Linked DNA regions of Homo sapiens: region 2 is linked to region 1. Evidence: chromatin loops called from intact Hi-C (ENCODE). Cell type or tissue: heart right ventricle. All regions are shown on one strand. Each heading gives the region's core, and the rest is flanking DNA. Links, peaks and the distances in the headings are about the cores only.

Region 1 (12,027 bases), core at 1,633-9,632:
CCTGTCTCAAAAAAAAAAAAAAAACAGAATTCATCGCTCCCAGAAGCTCAAAGCCAGAGTTGTCAATTCATTGGTGCAGTTGCCGTTGCTGGATAAGTGTACTTTCAAGAGCATCTTATCTGAATTACTCCCATCCTGAAGAATGTCTAGTGATAAGTCTTGTCATGGAAACATAAGTATACATTTGAAATGTGCAAGCTGTGCAAAGCAGGAGATGTGTGAAGGACGTGAAGGGATTTCTTTTGGGGTTTTATAAAGTTGTTGGAAACAATTTTTGCTTTTGTTTTTTTGAGATGAGGTCTCATTCTGTCACTTAGGCTAGATTATAGTGGCCCAATGATAGCTCACTGCAACCTTGAACTTCTGGGTTCAAGGGATGCTCCTGCCTTAGCCTCCCGAGTAGCTGGGTATAACTACAGGTGCATGCCACCACACCTGGCTCGTTTTTAAATTTTTTTGTAGAGACGAGGTTTTGCTTCATTGCTCAGGCTGGTCTCGAACTGCTGGGCTCAAGTCATCCTCCTGCCTTGGCCTCCCAAAGTGCTGGGATTACAGGCCTTGCAAACAGTTCTTATCACAGACACGTAAGTGTAAGCCTCCTCTTCTTCATGTTTTCCCAGCCCTGTTTTTTCTGGGTCTGACAAAAGTGATTTTATCCCGATATCTGCAAATTCACATTACTCACACATGTACAAAGGTATTATTAACATGTTTGTCCCTATAACTGAGCACCAGAAGATTTCCCTAAGCCTAGACCTAAATAATCATAGTATCATAGTGACCAAGAAGTGTTGTAAAACACAAACCCAATTTTTTTTGAGACAGTCTCTGTCTGTCACCCAGGCTGGAGTGCAGTGGGGCATCCTCAGCTCACTGCAACCTCCGCCTCCCAGGTTCAAGCGATTCTCTTGTGTCAGCCTCTCGAGTAGCTGGGGCTACAGGCGTGCACCACCATGCCCAGCTAATTTTGTATTTTTAGTAGAGATGGGGTTTCTCCATGTTGGTCAGGCTGGTCTCAAACTCCCAACCTCAGGTGATCCACCTGCCTCAGCTTCCCAACGTTCTGGGATTACAGGTATGAGCCACCACGCCTGGCCTCCTCATCTCTTAAAAAAAAAAAAAAAAAAAAAATGCTGAGCTCAGTGGTTCATGCAAGTAATCCCAGCACTTTGGTATGCCAAGGTAGGCAGATTGCTTGAGCCCAGAAGCTTGAGATCAGCCTGGGCAACACGGCAAAACCCGGTCTCTACACAATATATAAAAATCTGGGCATGGTGGTACCTGGCTGTAGTCTCAGCTACCTAGTTGGGTGAGGTGGGAGAATCACTTGAGTCCTGGAGGTTGAGGCTGTAGTAAGATGTGATTGCACCACGGCACTCCAGCCTGGGTGACAGAGTAAAAGCTTTTCTCAAAAACATAAACAAACAGGCCGGGTACAGTGGCTCACGCCTGTAATCCCAGCACTTTGAGAGGCCAAGGCGGGTGGGTCACCTGAGGTCAGGAGTTCGAGACCAGCCTGGCCAACATGATGAAACCTTCTCTCTACTAAAAATACCAAAATTAGCTGGGCATGGTGGCAGGCACCTGTAACCCCAGCTATTCAGGCTGAGGCAGGAGAACTGCTTGAACCTGAGAGGTGGAGGTTGCAGTGAGCTGAGATCACACCATTGCACTCCAGCCTGGGAGATAGAGTGAGACTCTGTCTTAAACAAACAAACAAACAACCAACCAATAAATTTTTGAAAAATTAAAAAACAGAAAAACAAAAACAAAAAATCCCTTGTGGCCAGACGTGGTGGCTCACGCCAGTAATCCCAACACTTTGGGAGGCTGAGGCAGGACCATCGCTTTAGACCAGGAGTTTGAGACCAGCCTGGACAATATGGTGAGACACGGTCTCTACAAAAAAATAAAATAAAAAATTAGCCAGGTGTGGTGGTGTGTGTACCTATAGTCCCAGGTGCTCAGGAGGCTAAGATGAGAGGATTGCTTGAACCTGGAAGGTGGAAGCTATAGTGAGCTGTGATTGTGCCTCTGCACTCCAGCCGGGTTACAGAGAGAGACGCTGTCTCAAAAAAGAAAACAAAAAACAAAACAAAACACCTCTCCTTTGCTGTTCCTTTATGGTCATACCCTCCCTTCATCCATACCCTTAACATCTATTGATCTGTTCCCTAGCACTATAGTTTTCTCTTATTGAGAATATCATATAAATGGAGGCATGCAATATGCAAGCTTTTGAGACTGGCTTCTTTCACCCAGCATAATGCCACTGAAATTCATCCAAGTTGTTGCTTGTATCAATAGCTCATTTATTTTTATTGGATGGATGTACCAGTTTGTTTATTTATTCATCCAATGAAAGACATTTAGATTAGTTCCCAGTTTTTGGAAATTATTAATAGAGCTGCTAAAAACATTAATGTACAGATTTTTATGTGAACAGAGTTTTCATTTATTTTGGGTGAGATTTCTGGGTCAGGTGGTATGGTGTATGCTTACTAACTATGTATTTGTTACAGAAATTCAAATAAAATATAGATATAACTATGGTTTTAACTGTTTAACACAGACCCTTATCTATTCAGGGCAAGGCAAGTATTATTTTACAGACAAGTAAGCGGAGAAACAAGTCATTTAACAAATTTGCTTAAGGTCCCAATGATGCAAACTCCAAAGGCTGCTATGCCGCCACAGTGACATCCTGACTCTTGTTCATGTTATAAAGGAAGTGTCGTTTCTTTCTTAGCTGAGGGCAGGTTGTCAGTGTTCTATTTATTCCACACTAGCCACTTCTAATCTATAGATAAATGAGAAATAACCTCTACCATCCATCTTTGCTATGTATATCATGACTTTAAGACTATGATTACTGATGTAACTTCATCTAAAATAGGCTACTCCAAGAAGACTTTTATGTCCTAATCAATGATCAGATTCCAGATTCCATACAATATAAAAAATGTGGAAGAAAAAAAGCTTACCTTTAACCTTCGGATTTGGATGTCAGAGAACCTTCTCACTCCATTTACTGATGGCACCAAACGATTAAAGAGAGCCTTAAAGAAAAGAAAGGGGCTTTAAAATGAGAGGAGCCCCACTGCTTTGCTACCTGCATCCTCAGCACCCAAGACACCAACACTAATTCAGATGGTTCAATACTTTCAAAACTGTTCAATGGGGTTCATGGGGCTTTGGCATCCTACCTTGTCTGTCTGGGTCAGTTCATGAAATATCCGAGCATCAATGGCCGCAGCAACGAGGTTATTAGCTGCAGTGATGGCATGGATGTCACCTGTGAGGTGGAGATTAAACTACAAAAGAACAGAAGCCACATTAGTCTCCCAGCTGCTCTGTATCTTTCCAACTTTCATTCTATTGCAAAGCTCAATCCCTATTTTAAAGCCAATGGAATACTGAAGGCAGCCCAGTTAGTGGACAAACACCCAATATAGGGAGTTCTTGAAAACATAAATGACTGGCTGGGTGTGGTAGCTCACAACTATAATACCAGCACTTTGGGAGGCCGAGGCGGGCGGATCACTTCAGGCCAGGAGTTCAAGACCACCCTGGGCAACATGGCGAAACCCCATCTCTACTAAAAACATAAAAAGTAGCCAAGTGTGGTAGTGCGCACCTGTAATCCCAGCTACTTGGAAGGCTGAGGCAGGAGAACTTGGGAGGTGGAGGTTGCAGTGACCCAAGATCACACCACTACACTCCAGCCTGGGTGACAGAGTGAGACTCTGTCTTAAAAAAAAAAAAAAAAGAAAAAGAAAAAGAAAAAGAAAACATAAAAGACTAATTATCTGTCCACAGAAGAATCTCCTCCCAAATACAGAACTTGCAGTTTTTCCAAAATGAGATGTCCAGAGACCACAAATACCACACCACTGGGATCAACAGCCACACTGGGTTACTGAGGACACACCTCAAAACAGCGAGGAGGAGTGCACGGGAGCAGCACCGACTCTATGTCTATGTAATGTTCCAATTTCTGCAGTTACATAAATGAATTCTGAAATCGCTGTGTGTTGGTGCTTCCCGATACCATGCTTCATTTGGTCATTTGCTTATAATAATCATTCCCACTGAAAGCCAAAGTTTGAAACCAAGCTGTATCACAAGTCTGCAAATTAAGTTGTTTTCCCCCTAGGTGTTGCTTTTGCTGAGAAACAAGTCATTTGTCCGCTAAGAGCTCTACAAAAAAGGCTAATCTCCAGAGAGAAAAAGCTATAATAAAGAATCTAGGCTGGGTGCGGTGGCTCACGCCTATAATACCAGCACTTTGGGAGGCCGAGGTGGGCGGATCACGAGGTCAGGAGTTCAAGACCAGCTTGGCCAACACGGTGAAACCCCGTCTCTACTAAAAATACAAAATTAGCTGAGCGTGGTGGTGCATGCCTGTAATCCCAGCTACTCGGGAGGCTGACGCAGGAGAGTTGCTTGAACCTGGGAGGCAGAGGTTGCAGTGAGCCGAGATTGCGCCATTGCACTCCAGCTCTGGGCAACAGAGCAAGACTCCGTCATGGGGAAAAAAAGGGAGCTAATTCAGCACCCTCCCCCCCGACAAAAAAAGGGGGATCTAATTCAGCCAAATCCCAGAATACTTTACCTCTTCCATAGGAATGACCTGGGAGTAGCCGCCTCCTGCAGCGCCACCTAGGGGACAGGTCAAGGGTGGAAGCTCAGTTAAGCATGCTTCTCCAATGACTTAGAAATCAAATAAATGCAAATGCATTATTGTAACTACTAAGCACATTTATTTATTTATTTTTTAGAATCATTTGGACAGTTTTGATCAAGTGTTTTCTAATACTAGTCTCTCAATTGAAATCTGAGTTTAAATGACAAAACCATGAACAAATATATACCTACTCATTATCTTTAGAAATATGTTCCTTGTAATTACTGGCATTTGTTAAAACACCCAGCTGACAGTTACATAAAGGCAACCTGTTCAATTTCCTACTCTCATAAAGCTACTTTGGCTTTTAAAACAGAAATATTTAAAATACATACACCTAACAAAAAGACTATAATTTTTCCTAAATAGAGATAAATAGATTAGGCTGTTAGAAAGCAGCCTAATTGCTAGATTTTTTTGGGCTACTTGGATTACAGGTTGAGTATCCCTTATTTAAAATGCTTGGATTTGGGTTTTGGATTTGGGTTTTTGTTTTCCAGATTTTGGAATATTTTCATCATACTGATCCAGCATCCCAAATCCAGGATTTAAAATCTGAAATGATCCAATGAGCATGTCCTTTGAGCATCGTGTCAGCACTCAAAAAGTTTAGAATTTTGGAGCCTTTCAGATTTCAGGTTTCTAGATTTCTGATGCTCAATCTGTATTAGCCAAAAGCCAGTTGAAAATGTTCAGGACACCAAGCATGGCTGCTCATGCCTATAGTCCTAGCCTGGGAGATCAAGGCTGCAGTGAGTTATGATCATGCCACTGCACTCCAGCCTGAGCTGGGACTCCAGACAGAGCAAGACTCTGTCTCAAAAAAAACAAACAAACAAACAAAAAAAGTCCAGGTTACCACATTATCAGTGCAATAAATGTAAATCAGATATATATTTTTTTAGACAGAGTCTCATACTGTCTCACAGGCTGGAGGGTAATGGTCTGGGATTACAGGCACATACCACCATGCCCAGCTAATTTTTGTGTTTTTAATAGAGACGGGGTTTGCCATGTTGGCCTGGCTGGTCTCGAACTCCTGGCCTCAAGTAATCTACCACCTCACCCTCCCAAAGTGCTGGGATTTTAGGCATGAGCCACTGCACCCAGCCCAGAGATATATTAATATGTATTTTGTTTTTGTGAGGCAGAGACCGTGCAGTGAGGCAATTTGCAGTAAGAGTAAAAGGAAAATAATGGGTTCAATAAGCAGAACAAGGAATAGCTCGTGCTGAAGTTGAAAGGGGGTTAAGACAAGCTCAAGAGCAGAACAAAGTGATTACATTTATAAAATAGGTGGAAGGGTGGGCTGGGCACGGTGGCTCATGCCTATTATCCCAGCACATTGGGAGGCCAAGGTGGGCAGATCACAAGGTCAGGAGTTCAAGACCAGCCTGGCCAATATAGTGAAACCCCATCTCTACTAAAAACACAAAAATTAGCCAGGCATGGTGGCACGCACCTGTAGTCCCAGCTACTTGGGAGGCTGAGGCAGGAGAATTGCTTGAAACCAGGAGGCGGAGGTTGCAGTGAGCCAAGATCGTGCCACTGTACTCCAGCCCAGGCAACAGAGCGAGACTGTGTCTCCAAAAAAAAAAAAAAAGGTGGAAGGGTGAAGGTGTTCCCGGTGTCAACATTTGTAGTAATTGCTAGAACAAGCAAAATGTGATACCCTCACCAAGCAGAGAAAGCTAACTCTAAGAACCTATCATAATTAATAAACATTATTTTAATTAAGACAGCAGCTTGGCACGGTGGCTCATGCCTATAGTCCTACCAGTTTGGAAGGCTGAGACAGGCAGATCACTTGAGGTCAGAAGTTCAAGACCAGCCTGGCCAAAATGGTGAAACCCCGTCTCTACCAAAAATACAAAAATTAGCCAGGCATGGTCATGCGTGCCTGTAATCCCAGCTACTCGGGAGGCTGTGGCAGGAGAGTCTCTTGAACCCAGAAGGTGGAGAGGTTGCAATGAGCCGAGATCACACCACTGCATTCCAGCCTGGGCGACAGAGTGAGTGAGACCCTGTCTCAAAAAAAAAAAAAAAAAAAAAAAAACACATGTTCTTAGTACCGCAGCAATAAAAATCTGAAGGTAAAGTGCGAGTATGGTAGTAATTTAGAGCTTGAAATAGACATGGAAGAATCACTCTGGTACTTAATACAGGTGCCTTTGACCAAGCCACCTCTGAAGTCCCAGTTGCTGCTATTTTAAAATGGTGACAATACTATCTCGTACTGGATGATAGAATAATATGCAAAAACTGCTCAGCACAATATCTGGCACAAAGCATATATTCAATAAAGGTAGGCTTTTCTTATTCCCAACAAGGTGAAACATCTGTGGGGTTTGTCATTGTCTCTAGAGTGTCTGTAAGATGATCAGTAGCTATGATTACCTTTATGGTTACTGTAGCAGTGGACTATGAGGGTCAAATAAAAGCACCTCCAGCTACATATCACCCATCCCAGAGAATCCCTGTGCAGTGGCCAACAGTGACAGCAGGAGCTGGGGAGATCCAATGACAGCCTTCATCAAAAGCATGACTACAGAGGTTTGTGAGAATGACATTCCTGGTGTTGAAATGAGTTGAAGACCCCATAAGTATCATAGGTTGCGTGGGCCTGGGAGGACTGAAGGAGAAGCAGGTCCCCTGTCACCACCCATGGTCCAGTCTCACTAGTACCTTTTATTCCAAAGGTGGGGCCCTGAGAAGGCTGTCGCACACACGCAAAGACATTCTGGTAGAGATGGGCACCAAGGGCTTGCACTAGCCCGATTGTAGTTGTGCTTTTCCCTTCTCCCAGGGGTGTTGGAGTTATTCTTCAAGACGAAAGCAAAAGAGAAAAAGGTTTAAAGAATTAAGTGTATCTGAATCACTAAGTCATACCTAGCAGATCCTAGAGAATGACTCGTAATCTAAAGATTAAGAAAGACAAAGTCAGGCATAGCAGTGTATGCCTGTAGTCCCAGCTATATAGGAGGCTGAGGCAAGAGGATCACTTGAGCCCAGGAGTTCCAGGCTACAGTAAGCTATGACTGCACCACTGTACTCCAGCCTGGGCAACAGAGCAAACCCCCATCTCTTAAAGAAAAAAAAAGAAAGAAAAGACAAAGAAAAAGAAAGACAAAAGCCCTGAAAGATATCTTTTTCAAAAGTCTTAGTTGTAATTTCCAAAAAACTTTAAGAAAAAAAATGATTCCTGTATTTTAGCTCTTCTTGCTGTAAGAAGCAAATATACTTTATCTTGTAGAGACACGGCTATAATTTTAATTTCTCATTTTATATTCTCAAAAACTAGCTTTTTAATATAACCTCAGCCCAGCAATAAAAATGAATGCTTAGTAAATCCATCGAATTAATGAATTTTGGGTTCAAAAAGGTGATTCTGGCCGGGTGTGGTGGCTCACGCCTGTAATCCCAGCACTTTGGGAGGCTGAGGTGGGTGGATCACAAGGTCAGGAGTTCGAGACCAGCCTGGCCAACATAGTGAAACACACTCTCTACTAAAAATACAAAAATTAGCTGGGTGTGGTGCCTTGCACCTGTAGTCCCAGCTACTCGGGAGGCTGAGGCAGGAGAACCGCTTGAACTTGGGAGACAGAGGTTGTGGTGAGCCGAGATCGTGCCACTGCACTCCAGCCTGGGCAACAGAGCGAGACTCTGTCTCAAAACAACAACAACAACAACAACAGCAAAAGGTGATTCTATCTTAAGACCGGGTTTTAAGACCAAACTCTTCCACTTACTAGATGGATAACCTTGACCAATTTTCTCATCTATGATTATAATCTATTCTTACCTACCTCTCAGGATTGCTGTAAGGATCAAATGAGATCAAATACGGGTGAAAATGCTAAAATCAAATTAAAGGCACCTCTACATACATGTGCCAAGTGCAAATGCAACGCCTTAGTATCAGGACTGATACTAAGATTTGGATGGCAACATGAATAAAAAGCATACCCAGTCACCACCACGTATTTCCCATCAGGCCGGTGCTTCAGGCGTTCTAGTGCTGACAGCAGAACTTTGGCCTTTGTTTCACCATATAATTCTACCTCTTCAGACAGCAGACCAATTTCTCGAGCCAGCTTACCAATGGGCTTCGGTTTACAAGATCGTGATATATCAATGTCACTTTGGAAACATAGAAAATAGGTATTAATGTTTATCCACTGAGTTTAATTAATCCCACAGTAGTAACAAGCCCCCAACCCAACCCCAACCACTGAAGGCACCTTCAGAGGGAGCATATGTGAACCCACAGTATCTGTCAACTAAAAACCAACAATTCACAAAGTTTTAAATCAGTAAAACTTTATTTTTACCTTGGAACAGGTGTCTTGAGGTTAAGGTTGTTATACTGAATCATCCACTTTCCTGGCTTAAATTTCTCCAGGAAACGCTTGGCACTCTCTACTGTGCTCTAAGCAAAATGAAATAAATGAAACTTAGAAGAGGTGGTTATTTTAATCCTCACCTCAGTTTCAAGCTCCAGGTCACTCCAGTTCAATCACAAAATGAACTGCTTCAGACCCACTTATTACCATGCTTCAATCCTAGCTAAGAGTCAAGAGGCACCTAACATGCTTTGGGGCTGCTCGCCTGGCCCCTGTCAGCTGGTGCATGTTAGAAAGGGAAAACAGGCCGGGCACGGTGGCTCACACCTCTAATCCCAGCACTTTGGAAGGCCAAGGTGGGCGGATCACCTGAGGTCGGGAGTTCCAGACCAGCCTAACCAACGTGGAGAAACCTGTCTCTACTAAAAATACAAAATTCGCCGGGCGTGGTGGTGCACACCTGTAATCCCAGCTACTCAGGAGGCTGAGGCAGGAGAATCACTTGAATCAGGGAGATGGAGGTTGCGGTAAGCCAAGATCACACCATTGCACTCCAGCCTGGGCAGCAAGAGCAAAACTCCGTCTCAAAAAAAAAAAAAAAAAAAGAAAGGGAAGGCAAACCAAAACAGACCTGGCCAAGCCAGTGTGATCGCACTTTTCTTCTTTCAAAGTTATTATATTCCAAAACAGACTGGAATTATGCCATCCCTACTTTCCTCTATTAATGTGCCTGATCTTATTTCTCTATTCTTCCCTTCCCTTTTTCTCAATAAATTCACATCTTTACTTCTGAGTAGGTTTTTGACATTTCTACTTGGGGAGAAAAGCAGCCAAAACTCGATCAGCTTTTCAGAACTCTTATAGAAACTTTTATTCACAATTACCTGCATGAGCATTGCAACTGTCATGGGCCCTACGCCGCCAGGAACAGGAGTGATGAAGCTCGCCCTCTCTTTGGCCTCGTCGTATGCCACATCACCCACAACTTTTCTCCCATTTGGTTTTTTATCATCTGGTCAAGTGGGGGAGAAATCAAAACTAAGTCTCAGAATCACAGTCCTGGTGATCAGTTACGACAAAAACTCAGCAGAATTGTAGGGTGTGTTAGTCCCATCAGGCTCCAGTGCCTACTTAACTTAAAAGCTATGGAATGACAGATGTTTGCTATTTCTTAGGGAGAAAATTATTTTACCTGCAAAAATTCACAAGATGCATAAGTGGTTTTACAGAACCTGGAGAATCCTTTTGTAGTCTCTCAGGTGGCAAATAAAATACCAACTGTTTTTTATTCTTAAAACCAACTACCCAGTATATAATGAGCACCCATTTTAAAATGTTAATTTGCTAAAGCCTACAAAGGAAATTTTTTGGGTGCACAAAGATCCAACTCTGTCACAGCTGCCAGATATCGTTTCTACAGCAACTGTCAGCATTTTGTGAGCTCCATGTGTGAGCTGGAGGAACAATTCAACATCCAATTCCAAAGACACAGCTACTTAAATGTATGCTAAAGGCAAAGAATATAATTACACTTCCCTTAAAAGGACACAAGAACAACTACAAATCTTACCAGCAAAGAATAGCTATTCAAGAGAACAAAACCCAATGATGCATCATTGCTCACTCACACAAAGAACATCCTACACTTGGCTTCAGTGCACTTCCAGGAGGGGCTGGGGGCGGGCCTAGACCTCGAAGCAATAAGGCTCCCGCGCTGCATCTGGTAGTTTTAGCGACATCACCACTTCTCTCTGATCAGATCGCCACAACTGAGAAGAAGCTCCAAGGTGGAGGCAAGAAGCCAGAATTAAGAGATTAGCAGGCACTTTGGGAGGCCGAGGCGGGCGGATCACCAGATCAGGAGATCAAGACCATCCTGGCTAACACAGTGAAACCCCGTCTCTGCTAAAAATACAAAAAAATTAGCTGGGCATGGTGGCGGGCACCTGTAGTCCCAGCTACTTGGGAGGCTGAGGCAGGAGAATGGCATGAACCCGGGGGGCGGAGCTTGCAGTGAGCGGAGATTGCGTCACTGCACTCCAGCCTGGGCAACAGAGCGAGACTCTGTCTCAGAAAAAAAAGAGATTAGCTGTAGCATCAGCTCTTTTATTAAAAATTAGGGCCAGGTGTGGTGGCTCACACCTGTAATGCCAGCACTTTGGGAGGCCAAGGCGGGTGGATCACCTGAGGTCAGGAGTCCGAGACCAGCCTGGCCAGCATGGTGAAACCCCGTCTCTACTAAAAATATTAAAAAATCAGCTGGGCTTGGTAGCGGGCACCTGTAATCCCAGCTGCTCAGAGGCTGAGGCAGGAGACTCACTTGAACCCGGGAGGCGGAGGCTGCAGTGAGCATTCCACTCCAGCCTGGGCAACAAGAGCGAAACTCCGTCTCAAAAAAAAAAGTTAGTTCTGCAGCTCCTGTGGGCTCCATATTAATCTGAAGTCCAAAATGCAAAGAAGGCTTAACACTACCTATCACAAATTTGCTGAGGGCAAAATGAGAAAATGTGTACATTACTGAAATTGAAAAAGCAGCCTCCAAACGCAAGAGTTTCTCTTTCCACCACAGATACGTAAGATATTTTTTATATGGAGTAAAAGGAGCTGGTCAACACAACTCATTGGGATGGTTTCAAGTTTCTAGAAGATTATAAAGCAGCAAACTGGCAGAACATTTCCTCTTACAGCCCCTAGAGTCATTTCAAAATGCCAAGGAAATATAGATAGAGGTTTGCCCTCTGTACAAGTTTCAATCGTCTTCACACTGTAGTTAGCTTGAAATACCCGCTGCATCTATTTCTACGTGTTAATGTTAGTCATTTTCGTTTTCCCACAGGTAAGAGACACATATCTTTGACTACATGACTAAACGCAGCACTGGTGAGTTCAGTTTTGCTCCTAAACCAAATACTGTCAGGGTTGACGAGACACTGCTAAACATGCAGTGCTTCGTGGATAGGATGATGTGGTCAGTGGAAAAAGTGACCACTACTCAGC
Region 2 (12,027 bases), core at 1,352-9,351, 220 kb before region 1:
CTGAAGTGAGGGGGAAGAAAGGGAACTGTGATTGGCAGCCTCATCAGGATCACCTTCCCCAAGGGAAGGAGGCCTGCACTAACCCTCAAATGTGGGTAGGTAGCAAGGGAGGGGGAGAAGCTGGTGGATAAAAACAACAGCTTTCAGGCTAGGAGCAGTGGCTCATGCCTGTAATTCCAACACTTCGGAGGCCAAGGTGGGAGGATTGCTTGAGGCCAGGAGTTGGAGACCAGAGGCCAGGAGTTGGAGACCAGACTGGGCAACATAATGAGACCCCTATCTCTACAAAAATAAAAATAAAAATAAAAAAATTAGCTGGGTGTGGTGGTGCAACTGTAGTCCCAGCTACTTGGGAGGCTGAGGCAGGAGGATCACCTGAGCCCAGGAGTTCAAGGCTGCAGTGAGCTATGATCATGGCACTGCACTCCAGCCTGGGCAACAGAGCAAGATCCTGTCTCAAAACACACACACACCCCAATAAAACAGCTTTTTGCTGTACCCCCATTTCCAGACCTGCTTAGGCAGCAGTGGCCCCAGCAATCCCAGCCATTCAAGGATACAGTCGCTGCCTCTGCGGAGCTTGCTGCACCCAGACTCAGGCTCAAGTGCAGCACCTTGTTTGACTCGTCCAGTGCACACCTTCCTGAGACGAGTTCAAGGGGCGGGCTGCAATGACTTCTGCACCTACATTATCATCCTTCTTCTAAATTCCCCTGAACGTTCCCCTCAGAGTTGCCTTCCCCTGATTCGCCCCCGATCTGTTCCAATTCTCCAAAAGTTGCTCCCACAGAATGAACTAAAAAAGCATGCGCAGATGCATAATCTCCAGCCCAGTCCTCAGCTTTCTCAATCAGCTGTGGTCATTTTAGGTCGGGGCGCTCTGGAGCCCAGGTGTTATCAGTTCACGTAACGCAGGTGTGGCAGCCTCCCCCTTCCCACCTCATCCCTTGTCCCTTTGAGGTGAGCAGAGAATTGCTCTTTCCTGACCAGGGACATCTTCTCTGCTGACCGCAAACTATCAGTCCTGTGCTGCCACCACCCCCGATGACACAGGGGCTGTGACATTTCACCAGTGTCCCTTTAGGATGCCTGACGGGGTTTTCTCTGTGAACCTGCCTTGCTATCCTCCCCAGGGGGCTGAGGTGATGTCAGCCATCCTTTGTGGATGGCCAGGTGGTTCTTCGAAGATCCGGTGCCGTGGGAGGAGCAGGAGTTTCAACTACACAACGCTGTCATCGCCTCAAAAGCAACATAAGGGGAGAGAGTTGCTGCACAAGCTGCCCAGGGCTGCAATAACAAAGTACCACAAACTGGGTGGCTTACAACAGACATTTACTGTCTCACAGTTCTAGAGACAGGAAGTCCACACTCAAGGTCCCAGCGGGGCCATGCTCACTCACTCGGAAGGTGCTCGGGAGGGATCTGTTCCAAGCCTCTCTTCCTTGGCTCTAGTTCCTTGGTGTGTGGCAACATCACTCCCATCTGCACGTGGTGTTCTCCTGTGGACATGTCTGTGTGCAAATTCCCCCACCACCCTACCCTTTTTTTTTTTTGATACAAAGTTTCACTCTTGTCGCCCAGGCTGGAGTGCAATGGCACAATCTGGGCTCACTGCAACCTCTGCCTCCCGGGTTCAAGTGATTCTCCTGCCTCAGCCTCCTGAGTAGCTGGGATTACAGGTGCCCACCACCATGCCCAGCTAATTTTTGTATTTTTACTAAAGAGAGAGTTTGACCATATTGGTCAGTCTGGTCTTGAACTCCTGACCTCAAGTGATCCGCCCACCTCAGCCTCCCAAAGTGCTGGGATTATAGGTGTGAGCCACCACACCCGGCCAATTTCCCCTTCTTAGAAGGACACCAGTCATAGTCAATTAGAGTTCACACTAATGATCTCATTTTAACTTGTTTAACCCTATCTCCAAAAACAAACAATACAAAAAGACCCTGTCTCCAGATAGGGTCACATCATGAAGTGCTGGTGGTGAGGATTCCAGCCTATCCTCTGTGGAAGAAACACAATTCAACCCATAAGAACTGCAATCCTGGGCCTTCAAAATAAGGTGGTGGGGCTGTAGGCTGCTTTCTGTCTTTCTCTTTTAACTTCTCTTCTGTACTCCAAGTTTTCCTCTTTCCAGGCAACTGACTTTTCCATATCCCCTGGTCCAGGGTTCCTTAGCCCCTCCTTGGCTACAGCAGGAGGTCTCTTGTGGGATTCTTTCTTCTGCCAGTGGAGGCCCCTGTGCTGAGCCATTGTGATGCTGCAGTGCGAGGTGACTGTATGGTTGGGGATCACTATGGAGTTCAGTCTTCTCACCAGCCAGAGGAGCGACAGATGTGTTCACCGCTTTTCCCAAAAACGTGACAAACCATTCCAAGATAAGCACTGACCAGTCTCAGTGCTTGTTGGCTTGTTTGTTTGGTGCAGAGTTGAGTTAATCATTCTCTCCAGTTCAAGGGAATTTCCATCAAGGGTCATCGCTACCTCCTCTTCTTTTTTTTTTTTTTTTTTTTTTTTTTTTTTTTTTTTTCGAGACAGAGTCTCACTCTGTCGCCCAGGCTGGAGTGCAGTGGCAGGATCTTGGCTCACTGCAACCTCCACCTCCCAGGTTCAAACGATTCTCCTGCCTCAGCCTTCTGAGTAACTGAGATTACAGGTGCCCACAAACATGCCCAGCTAATTTTTGTATTTTGTTTAGTAGAGACGGGGTTTTGCCGTGTTGGCCAGGCTAGTGTTAAACTCCTGATCTCAGGTGATCTGCCCGCCTTGGCCTTCCAAAGTGCTGGGATTACAGGCATGCACCACCATGCCCGCCTAATTTTTTGTATCTTTAATAGAGCCAGGGTTTCACCACGTTGGCCAGGCTGGTCTTGAACTCCTGACCTCAGGTGATCCATTCGCCTCAGCCTCCCAAAGTGCTGGGATTACAGGCATAAGCCACCATGCCCGGCCTACCTCCTCTTCTGCTTGGTCTTTTCCTTTCCTCATCAATCGTCTCTCCCAACCCTGCCTCCTTCCAAAGGCACCCACTCTGGGGTTTGCTGCAGGTCCTTGTCAAGTAGATAGAGGTTTTTTGTTTGTACTTGTAATTTATATAAATAGTGTAGTGTTCTAGATGGTATGTGTCTCACCTGTATCATTCTATTGATGTTCCTCATGTTAATATGATTTTATTCCCACTCCTTGTGTACCATAAGCTCTGACATTTGTTAGGTTAAATAACATTTTATTCTTTCTGGACCAGTTTACATTACACGAGCCTTAGAAGTCACTATAATTGATACTCTCCTCCACATCCTGAAGGGGCAATGCTCAGTCTGATTCGATTGACTTCTCATTCTACATCTTTCCACCCATCTCCCTTGGAAAGGGCAATGGGGCCTTTCCCACTTCACCTCATGTGGCCCAGACACTTAAAAATGCACTGCAGTTGGCCGGGCACGGTGGCTCACACCTGTAATCCCAGCACTTTGGGAGGCCGAGGCGAGCAGATCACGAGGTCAGGAGATCGAGACCATCCTGGCTAACACAGTAAAACCCTGTCTCTACTAAAAATACAAAAAAAATTTGCCGGGCGTGTTGGCAGGAGCCTGTAGTCCCAGCTACTTGGGAGGCTGAGGCAGGAGAATGGTGTGAACCCAGGAGGCAGAGCTTGCAGTGAGTGGAGATAGCACCACTACACTCCAGCCTGGGCGACAGAGCAAGACTCCATCCCAAAAAAAAAAAAAAAAAAAGCACTGCGGTCGAGATAAATGATGCAGTGAGGATTCAACCAGCCATATCCAGCATGTGGGGATTGCAGAGGACAAACGACCTGGTTTCTTTAACACATAAATGTAATTGAAAGAAGGCAAGGGGGTAAGGGAGAAATGACAACGGATTAAGAAATACTTAAGAGATATATCAACCAAATGCAATGTGAGAACTTTATTTAGATCAGGATGTAAAAAAAATAACTGTAAAAAGATATTTTTAAAGATATTGGGGGGCGCTGGGCGTGGTGGCTCACGCCTGTAATCCCAGCACTTTGGGAGACCGAGACGAGAGGACCACTTCAGCCCAGGAGTTCAAGACTAACCTGGGCAACATAGCGAGACCCTGTTTCTATTTAAAAAAAAAAAAAACACAAGATATTAGGGTAATTTGCAACACAGATTATAAATGAGATGAGGTGATGGAATTACTAATTTTGTTAGGCATGGTCATTTCATTATTGGTATGGTAGTTATAAAGTTCTTACCTGCTAGAGATGGAAACTTGAAGCCAGATGAAATAATATGATGTCTAGTATTTGCTTTAGGACTCTAAGCCTAGTGCAGTGGCTCACACCTGTAATCATGGCACTTTGGGAGGCTGAGGTGGGAGGATCGCTTGAGCCCAGGAATTGAAGACCAGCCTCAGCAATATAGCAAGACTCTGACTCTACTACTACTACTACTACTAATAATAATAATAAAAATTAGCCAGGTGTGGTGGTGCACACCTATGGTCCCAGCAATGACTCTAGTGTAGGGGCCAGCAAATTTTTTCTGTAAAGGACCGGATAGCAAATATTTTAGCTTTTGAGGGCCATATGGTCTCTATCATGACTGCTCAGCCTTGCTGTTGTGTTGCAAAAGCAGCTATGGAAAATACATAAGTGAATGGCATGGCCGTGTTGCAATAAAACTTTGTTTACAAGAACAGGAGGCAGGCTGGATTTGGCCCATGGGATTGTCATTTACCAATCCCAGCTCTACCGCAAAAAAAAAGGAGGGGGCAGATAGGTGAAAAAGATGTACAAAATGTCGATATTTGTTGAAGCCGGATGACTTAATACATGGTAGTTCATTTCACTATCTTCTCTATTTTTGTATGTTTGAATATTTCCGTACCTAAAAAATATTCAAATGCATGGAAGAGATCTTTTTGCAGAAAAAGGCCTTTCACCTCCCTCCTTCTCTCTTTATCTCCCCCACTTCTTTTACCTTTGCCTGTCATTTTCTCAGGGCTGTTTCAGATGCCCACTGGCACACACACTTGCACTTCAATGTATTTTCAAAATCAGAGTGAATGTCCTAGGCAGCCCCACTGCTGAGGAATGCCACAGAATTCTGCAGCAAACCCTTAGGATGGGGTCGCAGATGGTTTCCCAAGAGACTCCCAGGCCATTTCCTCTCCGAGTTTTATACCCTTGTAAACACTTTTCCTAAAATGGAGTTTCCAGTCCTGGGGGCTGAAGCAAACCGCCCTCAGGGAAGCACTGTTGTTTTCTTCTTTCTCAGCAGGAAACAGGAATGTCCTGGGGAGTGTTAGAAATTTACCAGACGGCTCTGGTGAAGGGCTGGGAACTTCAGCTGGAATTTGGAATATGGTCAGCATCTGGGAGTTCAAAGGAAAAAATGTGAAGCTATTCATCAGACTCCATAAATTCTCTTAAAAGTAGATCATTATAAAATAAAGAGGAGACACTAGGTCATGTTGTCAGGTTAAAGGAATTACGCACATCTCCCATGAAACTGCCCTGAATGCGTAGGCGGAGCACATATGTCATTTCAAATTGTGGGTGGCAGCTCTACTAAGGAAAGAACAGCCTTTAACCCTTCTTTTCCAAGATCCTTCAGGGCATGACGGGGCCTCTGCAAAAGCTGGCCCTACCCTGTCTTCCCCGTGCAGGAACTGGGTGCTCTCTACCTGTCCTTAGCATGTGCCTCTGCCCCCGCCTGGCAGTGGTACAGGAAAGGGGACCCAATCCAGACCCCAAGAGAGGGTTCTTGGATCTCACACAAGAAAGAATTCAGGGCAAGTCCATAGAGTAAAGTGAAGCAAGTTTATTAGGAAAGTAAAGGAACAAAAGAATGGCTACTTCATGGACAGAGCAGCCCCGAGGGCTGCTGGTTGCCCATTTTTTGTGTTTATTTCTTGATTACATGCTAAACAAGGGGTGGATTATTCACGCCTCCCTTTTTAGACCATATAGGATAACTTCCTGTCATTGCCATGGCATTTGTAAACCATCATGGCGCTGGTGGGAGTGTAGCAGTGAGGATGACCAGAGGCCAGTCTCGTGGCCATCTTGGTTCTGGTGAGATTTAGCCGGCTTCTTTACTGCAACCTGTTTTATCAGCAAGGTCTTCATGACCTGTGTCTTGTGCCGACCTCCTATCTCATCCTGTGACTAGAATGCCTAACCTTCTGGGAATGCAGCCTAGTAGGTTTCAGCCTTATTTTACCCAGCCCCTATTCAAGATGGAGTTGTTCTCGTTCGCATGCCTCTGACAGTAGGATCTTGCTCTCTCTAGTCACTTATCTAAGCTCAGCGTTCCATCTGAGTTCTAGCTCTTGTTGAAGGTAAGAGACCTTTCCTGTCCATGCCAGCTCCTGGTAGGCTCTCTTCTCATGAGCTTCTCCAGCACATTCTGATGGTACCATCTGTTATCACATAATGTGTTTTGCCCTATTTACCACCTAGGAGAATGAATGCTGGCTGCTGTAACAGATGATCCAAATTCTCAGTCGATTAACACAATAAAAGTTATTTTCACTCGTCACAATACAAGGTGACTGTTCCTGGCCAGGTAAGCCTCCCACATAGTCATTCAGGGTCCCCCAAGCTCTCTCTACTTTGTGGCTCCATCCTTTTCTAGGTCCTTGGAGTCTTGGCCGTTTAGTTGGCAGATGAAAAAAGACAGCATGAGGAAGGTACACTCATTTCTTTCGTAAAACACTTTGGGAGATTCATCCATACTGTGACGTGAAGCAACAGTTCATTCTCTTTCATTGCTGTATAATATTCCATTGCATGAACATACCATGATTTATTCATTCATTCTACTACTAATGGGCATTAGGTTGTTTTCCGTTTTAAGCTATTATCAATAAAGCTATTATGAATGTGTCTTTTGGTGCACGTACGTGTACATTTCTGTTGGGCATGTACCTAGAAGTAGAATTCCTGGGTCATAGGGCATACATATGCAAAGATTTGGTATATGTTGGCAAATAGTTTTCCAAAGTGATTAGACAAATCCACATGCCCGTCAGCATTGCATGAGACTTCCAGTTGCTCCACCTCCTTGCTGACACTTGGTATTGTCTCTTTTTCATTTAGCTATGCTGGTATGGCTGCAGTGATGTCTCCTTGTGGTTTTAACTTGCATTTTCCTAATGACTAATGTTATTGAGGACTCTTTTAATAGGTTCATTAGCCATTTTGATATTCTGTTTTGGGAATTTCCTGTCCAAGGCTTTGGCCTACTTTTCTATTGGGAAGTCTGTTCTTTTCTTATTGGTTTGAAGAAGTTATTTATATATTCTGGATATGAATTCTTTGTCAAGTATATGTATTGCAGATATACTCTCATACTCTGGAGCTTTCCTTTTCACTCTCTACATGGTATTCTTGATAAACAGAAGTTTTGAACGTTAACAAAATTATGAAATGTCAATCTTTTCTTTTATGGTTAGTATTTTTTTGTGAACCATTCAAGAAATCTTTGTCTACCTCAAGGTCATGAAGATATTCTATGTTATCTTTTAGAAGCTTTATTATTTTGCCTTTCACATGTAGGTCTATGATTTATCTGTAATTTATTTTTGCGTTTGATATGATGTAGAGATCAAGGTTTGTTTTTTCCTGGTTGAATAACACCATTCTTCCTCCCACTTCATTGCAGTGGGAACTTTGTTGCAAATTAGGTGACTGTTTATGTGTGGGTCCATTTGGGGACTCTATTTTATTATATTGGTCTATTTGTTTATGCTCTCTCTGCTATCATGCACTTTTAGTTATGGTAGCTTAAAAATCAGTGCTTTATATCTTCTATCTTTGTTCTTCCTCAAGATTGTCTTTGCTGTGCTTAGCACTTTGCATTTCAAAATTTGCTTATCAGTTTTTACATGTACACATATAAGTCTGCTGGGATTTTGATTGGAATTGAATTGAATCTATAAATAAATTTGGGGAAGTTAACAGCTTTATAATATTCTTTCAATCCATGGACATAGTAGTATATGCCTCTTTTTTTGTAGTTTTTGGTATAGAAGTCTTACATATCTTTTGTTGTTTATTCCTAGCTAGTGTTTTTTGATGTTATTGACAAGGGAACTATTTTTGCAATTTCACTTTCCAAAGACATACAATTGACTTTTCTATACTGACCTGTCTGGTTATCTTGACACATTAATTTCTTAACCATTTTGACCACTCCCACTCACAGTTCATTAGCCAGAATGAACTGGCTACATCTAAATGCAAGGGAGGCTGGGACAGTGAGCCTACCTGAGTACCTAGGAAGAAACGGAAAGGAATTTCAGTGAACATAGAAGATGCTTCTACACTCTATGTTGAGATTTGAACATCCATGGGTTTACCCTGTGACCTCATTATGCTGCAAGGAGTTATAAAGCTTTATAAAGCTCTCCAGGAACTTAAACCAAGTGTTCAGCCAATTTATAACTTGAGGAGTCCTTTAGAATACTTTAATTTGAAAAAGATTGCATTAAAAGTTAAACTCTTATAAACTGTGGTACATCCATTTGATGGAATATGATTCAGCACTAAGAAGAAATGATCTATCAAGCCATGAAGACATGGAGGAAACTTAAGTGCATATTACTAATCAAAAGAAGCCAATCTGAGAATGCTATATACTGTATGACTCCAATTACATGATACTCTGAAAGAGGCAAAACTATGGAGACAATAAAAAGATCAGTGGTTGCCAGGAGCTAAGGGATGGAGAAGGATGAATAGGCAGAGCACAGAGGATTTTTAGGGCAGTGAAACTACTCCATATGATACTATAATGGTGGACACATGTCATTACACATTTGCTAAAACCCGTAGAATGTATAACAGCAAGAGTGAATCCAAATGTAAACAATGGACTTTGGGTGGTAGTGATGTGTGATAGGTTCATTGATTATAACAAAAGTACCACTCTGGTGTGGGATGTGGGTGGTGGTGGAGGCTTTGCACGTCGTGGGAGGAGGCATATGTGCACTATGTACCTTCTGCTCAATTTTACTGTGAATGTAAAACTGCTCTAAAAAATGAAGTCAGGCAGGCATGGTGACTCATGCCTGTAATCCTAGCAATTTGGGAGGTCAAGGTGGGAGGATCACTTGAACCCAGGAGTTTGAGATCAGCCTGGGCAACATAGAGAGATCCCAACTCTACAAAATAAAAATTAAAAATTAGCCAGGTGTGGTGGTGTGTGCCTGTAGTCTCAGCTATTTCGGAGGCCAAGGAAGGAGAATCCCCTGAGCCCAGGAGTTTGAGGCTACAGTGAGCCAAGATCGCACCACTGCACTCCAGTCTGGGTGAGAGAGTGAGAGCCTGTCTCAAAAAAGAAAAAAAAAGCCCAGGCACAGTGGCTCACACCTGTAATCCCAGCACTTTGGAAGGCTGAGGCAGGCAGATCATGAGGTCAGGAGTTCGAGACCAGCCTGGCCAACATAGCAAAACCACATCTCTACTAAAAATACAAAAATTAGCCAGACATCGTGGTGCACGCCTGTAGTCCCAGCTACTCGGGAGGCTGAGGCAGGAGAATCACTTGAACCCGGGAGGCGGAGGTTGTGTGAGCCAAGATTGCGCCACTGCACTCCAGCCTGGGCAGGAGAGCAAGACTCTGTCTCAAAAAAAAGTCTATTTTGGAAAATTTAAAGTTTGTCACTTTGGATAATCATATGGCCCCAAGGTAATCATAAACATATATGCAAAGCATCACTTTGAAGTCACATGGTAGAAATCTGTCATAAATTCAGAGTGGACATAAAAATGAACCAAATTATGCTCACGTTGCTATGATTTTAGATTAGCATTGAAATAAAATGCATGTCATACACTTCCTAAAGAACTTGCAGGCTATACTCCTGACCCTACTCCATCCCTTGATTATATTACAACTACCTAAGGCTGAAGTCACACATAAACAAGCTATAACCTGCCAAAGCTGGCTTCTTTACCTTGTGAATGACCTGGTTCAATTTTTTTCTCTTACTGCAATCTCTTGTTTTGTTTAATTGCTGTTAACAAGCACAAATGATTCAACTCTTTCAATTCATCTAATTTGCTTATAACAAAGCAGCTAAGCCCAGGTTCAGTCACTAAACCCCAATGACAGGTGTTGGGCATTGCTGAGTTATGATTGGTTGAATTTGAGGGTGGTCTTTCGTCTGTCAACAATGCCCATTCATGAGACTACAAGATAGAATTAACTGCTTTTACAGCTGGGTGCAGTGGCTTATGCCTGTAATCCCAGCACTTTAGGAGGACAAGGTGGACAAATCACTTGAGGTCAGGAGTTTGAGACCAGCCTGGCCAACATGGTGAAACCTTGTCTCTAGCAAAAAATACAAAAATTAGCCAGACATGGTGGCGGGCACCTGTAGTCCAAGCTACTTGGGAGGCTGAGGCACAAGAATCACTTGAACCCAGGAGGCAGAGGTTGCAGTGAGACCCTGTTTAAAAAAAAAAAATTAAGAATTAACTGCTTTTTTTTTTTTCCTTGAGATGAAGTCTCTGTTGCCCAAGCTGGAGTGCAGTGGCGCAATCTTTGCTCACTGCAACCTCCACCTCCCGGGTTCAGGTGATTCTTCTGCCTCAGCCTCCCGAGTAGCTGGGACCACAGGCGCATGCCACCGTGCCCGGCTAATTTTTGTATTTTTAGTAGAGACGGGGGTTCACTATATTGGCCAAGCTGGTCTCAAACTCCTGACTCCATGAGCCGTGAGCCGTCCGCCTCGGCCTCCCAAAGTGCTGGGATTACAGGCGTGAGCCACCGCGCCTGGCCCGAATTAACTGCTTTTACAGTGATCAGATGTGCTCTTCTTTCCTATTTTTCACAGGACATAATTTATATGAGTACATACCTGCAATGCTCAGTTCAATGGATTCCTAAGTTGGGATATGCCAACACAAAGTCTCCCCCTAAAAACATGTGCACATTTTCACTGCGCGTTTTGTGTAGATTGCACCTCTGTGAACAAAGGGGAAACTTGTGTATGAATGGAGTGCTGCCTGGTTTCACATCAGGCCAGGAGGGTATCTGATGAAAACTATCAAGGGCTGAGGCTCAGGTACAATCCTGCAACAGTTTGAACGCCAAGGAACAGTCCTAGGCCCTGAGTCTCCTCACAGAGGAGCTGCATCTGGTTATGCTTCATGCCCTCCACTGCAAGTCTTGCAGAGAAAGGGAGCTGCTCAGGGGGTGGTTTCCTGGCTCTACAGAACCTTGTTCTCACTTTCTCTTACCTTCCCTCTCCCTCCCCTCCTCTTTTCTCTCTCACTGTCTTGGCAGATGTTTAGCTAAGTGAGTTTCCTATTGTGGTCCTGTCAGAGGCCTGTGAACCAGAGCAACTCTGAACAGGAGCTGGGTAAAATGAGGCTGAAACCTACTGGGCTGCATTCCCAGACGGTTAAGACATTCTAAATGACAGGATAAGGTAAAAGGGCGGCACAAAATACAGGTCATAGAGACTTTGCTGATAAAACAGGTTGCAGTAAAAAAGCTGGCCAAAACACACCAAAACCAAGATAGCCACAAGAGTGACCTCTGGTCATCCTCACTGCTACACTCTCATTAGTGCCATGACAGTTTACAAATGCCATGGCAACGTCAGGAAGTTACCCTATATGGTCTAAAAAGGGGAGGCATGAATAATCCACCCCTTGTTTAGCATATCATCAAGAAATAACTATAAAAATGGGCAGCCAGCAGCCCTCGGGGCTGCTCTGTCTATGGAGTAGTCATCTTTTTATTCCTTTACTTTCTTAATAAATTTGTTTTTGCTTTGCACTGTGGGCTGGCCCTGAATTCTTTCTTGCATGAGATCCAAGAACCCTCTCTTGGAGTCTAGATGGGGACCCCTTTCCTGTAACATCTTCTCCTCCATTCCCCCACCCCCTGCACTCCCCAGCACACAGGGCTTTGCCGTTAGATGGCCTCTCTAATTTTTGTTTTGCTTTGTTTCAATATGTTTCTTTTTTATTTGCATAAATTTAAGGGGCACAAATGCAATTTTCTTTTCTCTTTTAAAAAA

The links. Hi-C counts contacts between places; a loop is a spot of excess contacts. Peaks named below come from ENCODE experiments on the same cell type or tissue, not always from the same donor. Only the 100,000 strongest peaks of a DNase experiment are listed, where the experiment ranks them.
Region 2: it touches region 1 in a loop (7-fold over the local background); 22 of 110 quality-filtered maps call a loop at or near these places.

Annotation. Positions count from the first base shown.
Region 1 is chr14:64,422,819-64,434,845 of GRCh38, reverse strand. It overlaps MTHFD1 (methylenetetrahydrofolate dehydrogenase, cyclohydrolase and formyltetrahydrofolate synthetase 1), which reads right to left. Exons shown (of 28, transcript NM_005956.4): 9 at 9,915-10,042; 10 at 9,019-9,116; 11 at 8,654-8,827; 12 at 7,373-7,509; 13 at 4,616-4,662; 14 at 3,207-3,314; 15 at 2,985-3,059. Among named protein-coding and RNA genes, the nearest start is that of AKAP5, 37 kb to the left of the region's middle. RefSeq lists an enhancer at 4,501-4,795. In heart right ventricle, for the core only: CTCF peaks have their summits at 4,453 and 4,668 (motif pointing left); a DNase peak (open chromatin) is centred at 4,645.
Region 2 is chr14:64,638,936-64,650,962 of GRCh38, reverse strand. No RefSeq gene overlaps it. Among named protein-coding and RNA genes, the nearest start is that of PLEKHG3, 59 kb to the left of the region's middle. In heart right ventricle, for the core only: no CTCF peak of the experiment used is centred there; DNase peaks (open chromatin) are centred at 5,222 and 5,522; H3K27ac peaks cover 1,965 bases.